Regions from separate parts of the Homo sapiens genome. Here region 2 is linked to region 1. A link is an interaction called in ENCODE POLR2A ChIA-PET data of the cell type or tissue named here. Cell type or tissue: PC-9. All regions are shown on one strand. Links, peaks and the distances in the headings refer to the core of each region. The heading gives the core; the rest is flanking DNA. Region 1 overlaps LOC100507513 (a long non-coding RNA gene). Region 2 has its middle 15 kb from the start of METTL17.

Region 1 (2,919 bases), core at 296-2,795:
GCTGGCCATAAAGAAATTACCTGACCTACCTTGTCTGATAGTAGGTCATAAGACTGATTCCAGAGGGGGTCTTGCTGTATAGCTGGGAGGGAGAATTCCTATACAGAGAGTCCAAGAAAAATCTAAACAGACAGGCCGTGCTGGGTTCCTCCCTCAGCCTATTACTATCAACTCATACCCTTTTTGTCCAATTACATTGCTACATGGCTGTCCATCCTTCACTGAACCTGAGCATAAATCTAGACAGTTTTGCCTGGGTCTTTGGGTCTTCATTCTGAAGGTTTCTGAGTCACATAAAACTTTAAGTAAATTTGTTATGCTTTTCTCTTGTTAACCTGTCTTTTGCTATAGGAGTGTCAGACCCTTATGAGGGGAGAGGAGAGATATCATACTTTTTCTACCTCTACACTTTTAATATCATTAATTTTCTAACAATGCCCAAATCTTCAGTACACCTCTCTCTCCTGAACCCTATACTTGTACAGCAACTTTCTATGTGACATTTCTTCTTAAATGTCTAATAAGTATATCAAACCTAGCATGTCCCCAGGAAACACTGATCATCTTTTCCTACTCTTCCCCCGAAGTTGTTCCTCCCTCAGTATTCCTCATCTCAAGAGAAGGTAAGTCCATTTTCTCTAATTGTTGAATAACCTTCTTTTCTCGTATATCCCACATCCAACCTGTCAGAGAAGTCTTTTTCTGCCTTCAAATCACACACAGAATCTGGCCACTTCTCATGGCCTTCACTGCTACCACCGTTCTGAGCCACCATCACCTTTCACTAGAATTACTGGAAAAGCATTCTCATTGGCCTTCCTGCTTCCACCACTGATAGCCCAAGCAGCTAGAGGGTCCTTTTAAAACATAAGTCAGATCATGAAACTCTACTCAAAATCTTTTAGTGCTTCTTCATTTCACCCTGAGTAAAATGAAATCCTTATAAAATCTCATGTGCTCTTACATGATCCATATTCCCAAACCATTTGCTTTTCAAAACTAATCTCCTACTCTTCTCCTTCCCACTCAATTTCCTCTAGTTCCCTGTCCTCTTAGCTGTTCCGTAAACACACCAGGCATATCTCTATCTCAGGGCCACCCTAACCACACCGCACCCACAATGTGCATAGCTAACTTCCTCTCTCTCTAAGTCTTTGCTTAAAAATAATTTTCTCAGCTGGGCGCGGTGGCTCACGCCTGTAATCCTAGCACTTTGGGAGAGCAAGGTGGGCACATCATGAGGTCAGGAGATGGAGATCATCTGGCCAACATGGTGAAACCCCTGTTGTACTAAAAATACAAAATTAGCCAGGCGTGATGGTGCATGCCTGTAATCCCAGCTACTCCGGAGGCTGAAGCAGGAGAATCACTTGTACCTGGGAGGCAGAGGTTGTGGTGAGCAGAGATCGCGCCACTGCACTCCAGCCTGGCAACAGAGCTAGACTCCATCTCAAATAATAATAATAATAATAATTTTCTCAAGGAGATCTATTTTGACTACTTTATTTTAAAATGTTACCCATGGCTAGGTATGGTGGCTCATGCTGTAAACCCAGCACTTTGGGAGACCAAGGTGGGAGGATCACTTGAGCCCAGGAGTTCAAGAACGGTCTGGGTAATATAGCAAGACCTTGTCTCTACAAATAATAATAATAATAAATAAATAAAAATTATATTAAATTAAAGGCTACCAGTATGGAAATGAATAAATGACGCTCATGGAGTTCTAAGACAAAATTCTCTAGAATCTTCTTTTGGCCACTTAGCACAACTGAAACCCCTTACCCCCAAGAACTTGATCTCTTCTGAGGGCCTAAGAACCTGAATGTACAGTTAAACTCTCCTAAGCCATAACAAACTGTTATGGCTTAATGAGCAGCTTATCAGAACTTAGACGATGAAAACAGTACATGGTTTCTCTGTATTTTCCTGTTTCTTTCTCCTCTATCATAGTCCCACTATCAGGCAGATGTTCCTTGTATATCTGTAAGATGACAGCAGCAACTCCACATCTTCCAGTCTCTCAAGATGAAGTCCTGCCTTCATCTCCCAATATTCCTAGCAAAGGTCTCTGACTGGGACAAGTGCCCATCTCATCTAATGAGACACACACACTGAGTAGCTCATTACTGGAGCTGGGGTGGAGCCAGTCCATCCAAGCCACAGACGGGAGCAAGGTGGAGGACTGGTTTTTCAAATAAAACAGGAATATGATTTTCAAAAAGAAAACTAGCTCACCTCCAAACAACCAGTATTCCCCATCCCGATGTCTGTACTTGCATCATCCTCTAGTGGGCCACAGCTCCATCATCACTTTATTCACCTTTGCACCTGCTAAGAGGAGGTCCTTCCCCTCTGGTACCAGAACCACTGGGCTGACAGTTCCTGAGAGAAGGGTCCATGTCTTGGTTATCTTTGAGTCCGTCTCCCAGCCCCGTTCTGGCACAGGGTAGGCTTCCTTAAATGTGTGCTGTCCTACATGATAGCTCTTTTTTTGGTTACTTGGCCTCTCTTGAGCAGCCAGTACCCAATTATCACAGGCCTCCTAGGACTCATTTTTAATGTCCACGTCCCACTTCTCTGGCCCATACATCTAAATATGATATTGCAGTGTAGTATTATTAATGTTGCCATTGTTTTCTAATAAGGAGATAAAGTGTTTTTGGTCCAGTTTTGGGATTGACCTTTCTTTCTCCTTGCAAGTTTGTTGACATGGTGTCGATCACTGATGAGAGTTTGCACAAGTTCCTGGGTCTTATCTAACTCATTTTTGGGAAACTCTGTGTTAGATTTCTCTCTACTTTCATATTTAACTGTATTGCATCTATTCTTGTCCTATCTGTGACAAAGAGGAAACTGGCAACACCATTTACATTGCTGTGGCTGTAGTAACTAGCTGCCCTCAGGCTTATGCTCACT
Region 2 (2,919 bases), core at 246-2,745, 94 kb before region 1:
CCTCCCAGGATCAAGTGGTTCTCCTGCCTCAGCCTCCTGAGTAGCTGGGATTAAAGGCGCACACCACCATGCCCAGTTAATTTTTGTATTTTTAGTAGAGATGGGGTTTCACCCTGTTGGCCAAGATGGTCTTGATCTCTTGAACCCGTGATCCACCTGTCTCGGCCTCCCAAAGTGGTGGGATTACAGGTGTGAGCCACCGCGCCCGGCCATTGGGCCCTGTTTATTGGGAACACTTACTAAATCTGAGACACAGAAAACCACCTTTTTTTGTTTGTTTTTGAACTGGGCAGCCTCCTGAACCAGAGTGGGCTCAGAGAGACTCTCAGAGAATCACCTCCTGTTTTGTTTTTGTTTTTTTTTGAGAAAGAGTCTCGCTCTGTCACCCAGGCTGGAGTGCAGTGGCATGATCTTGGCTCACTGCAACCTCCGCCTACCAGGTTCAAGTGATCTTCATGCCTCAGGCTCCCAGGTAGCTGGGACTACAGGCGCCCGCCACCATACCTGGCTAGTTTTTGTATTTTTAGTAAAGACGGGGTTTTACTATGTTGGCCAGGGTGGTCTCAAACTCCTGACCTCAGGTGATCCTCCTGCCTCAGCCTCCCAGGGTGCTAGGATTACAGGCACGAGCCACCATGCCCTGCTGAAAATCACATTTTAATATACTACTTTATTCAAGGAATCAGAGCAAAAAGAAAAAACAAGAATTACTTTTTTTGTTAACTCCATGAAAAATATGAGGAACTGTCCTAGTAAACAATTTTGTCATTTTCACAATGATGAGTATATAGAGCCTGCCTGTTCAGCCTCTCTTTTGAACAGAATTGGATAAATATGACCAAATCTTTGGCCTTGGGATTCATTTTTTTATACTGTCCTTGGGTCTTTTACTGTGAAAGCATTTTCCAGGTGGAATTTTTTAAGTTAAAGTTCAAGATAAAGCTGTATGTGAAAAAATGAAGCATGTACAGCTGATGGTAAGTGAGATAGCCGATGTTAGGGTATGCAGATACACATTTAAAGTGTTCGTTGTTATATATTTATTTTAATGTAAATGAATAATCAGTACATCAAATCTGTGGTTAAATGAAGAATTGTTTGAGCCCGGGAGGTTGAGGCTGCAGTGAGCTATGATCCCACTACTGCACTCCAGCCTGGGTGACAGAGCACGACCTCGTTTCAAAAAAAAAAAAAAAAAAAACATATCAGAGTCTGACTCACAGCTCTGCTATTCACCAACCTTGTGATCTCAGACTCAGCCCTTGTTTTCTCTTTTCTTTTTTTTTTCTTTTCTTTCTTTTTTTTTTGAGATGGAGTCTCGCTCTGTCACCCAGGCTGGAGTGCAATGGGGCGATCTCTGCTCACTGCAACCTCTGCCTCCTGGGTTCAAATGATTCTCCTGCCTCAGCCTCCCGAGTAGCTGGGATTACAGGCACCCACCACCACACACCCAGCTAATTTTTGTATTTTTAGTAGAGACGGGGTTTCACCAGGTTGGCCAGGCTGGTCTCAAACTCCTGACCTCAGGTGATCCACCCGCCTCGTTCTCCCAAAGTACTGGGATTACAGGCGTGAGCCACCACGCCTGGCGTTTTCTCTTTTCTACAAGGGAAACATTAAAACCCTGCATGATACGCAAACATAAGCCTGATGGTGGGTGACCTTAGATCGTGGACACAGACGAAAGCCTGTATCAGCTCTAGAAAAGTATGTAGAGTGTTACCTACTGGACCATGTTGTGAGGCTTAATCCCAATTACCTTATGTGAAATAGGTGTGCCAAAGAGGGAGTGGCTTCCTTATTTCCAACACTCCTTGCAAAACCATGAGGGATAAACATTTTGAATGATGCTGAGATATTTTAGGCAGTAAAGCACTCATCAAAGTTTCCTCTTAGGTTTAATGACTTTTAGGTCTCCTGTTTTCCTATTAGATGAGGTAGGTGAAGCTGATAGAGACAGCTAAGGATGGGAATGACTACATTACTGTTTGCTGATTGATATCCCCCAGTGTACTAACCTCAAACCTAAATAATCTCAGAGGTGTAAGATCATCTTACTGTCTTCTGTGCTAACATTTTCTCTTGCTCTATTGAAGAAGGGAAAAGAAATAGGGATTTCTGTGTTGACTGCAATGTAATAGTTAAATGTTTTTCTTGATAGTCTTAAGGTAGCAACAACAGCAATAATAACATACATACATACATGTATATATAGGACAATAATTTTATTTTAGTTAATCAGGTGATTTTTTTCTGGATTTAGGTATAGTATTTTAAGAAAAACAGATCTACATAGTAAAAAATTTCAGAAATGTAGATTGCATTTTCCGTAGACATTCCTCTACACACACACACACACACACACACACACACACACACACACACACACTCCTTATGAGGGCTTCAAAGAACTACAAGAGTCCGAGCTAGAAGGAATTTGTGAGGTCCTTTATTCCAAGCTACATTTCATAGCTGAGGACCAGAATGGTAGTCCTCATAGAAAATTAGTGCTAGAACTGGGAATTAAACATATAATTCCTTACTATTGGGATTCCCTTAGTACTATGTGGCAGTTAAAAAAATGAGGTGTGTCTGTGTGTAAGCTGTGGAGCTCTTCAGGAGAATGTGCAGACTCAGGGTAGAGCGGGGAGGCAATGGTGTTGGGTGCGTCAGAGGAAGAAGGATGTGACAGAGTGAGTTCCTCAGGTGAGTACTTGGAGGAGTGAGGAGAGATGGGGAGAATGTGAAATCCTGAGGATCTGGGGTCTGGGATCAGGGGAAGGGAGCTTCCTTTCATCTGAAGGATGTAGATGCTCTCCTCTCCATCGCTTCACTCCCTCCTCTAGAACAAATAACACAGCTCATATGTGGACCCTCTTTCTAATCATCTCCTGGACAAGATTCTCTTCTTCTAAGGCC

The links. ChIA-PET counts read pairs that join two places held together with the same protein. Peaks named below come from ENCODE experiments on the same cell type or tissue, not always from the same donor. Only the 100,000 strongest peaks of a DNase experiment are listed, where the experiment ranks them.
Region 2: POLR2A ChIA-PET joins it to region 1 with 10 read pairs; 4 of 35 experiments call an interaction of 5 or more read pairs at or near these places.

Annotation. Positions count from the first base shown.
Region 1 is chr14:20,879,614-20,882,532 of GRCh38, reverse strand. All of the region lies in intron 1 of LOC100507513 (a long non-coding RNA gene), which reads left to right. Among named protein-coding and RNA genes, the nearest start is that of RNASE3, 10 kb to the left of the region's middle. In PC-9, for the core only: no CTCF peak of the experiment used is centred there; no DNase peak of the experiment used is centred there.
Region 2 is chr14:20,973,428-20,976,346 of GRCh38, reverse strand. No RefSeq gene overlaps it. Among named protein-coding and RNA genes, the nearest start is that of METTL17, 15 kb to the left of the region's middle. In PC-9, for the core only: no CTCF peak of the experiment used is centred there; a DNase peak (open chromatin) is centred at 1,236.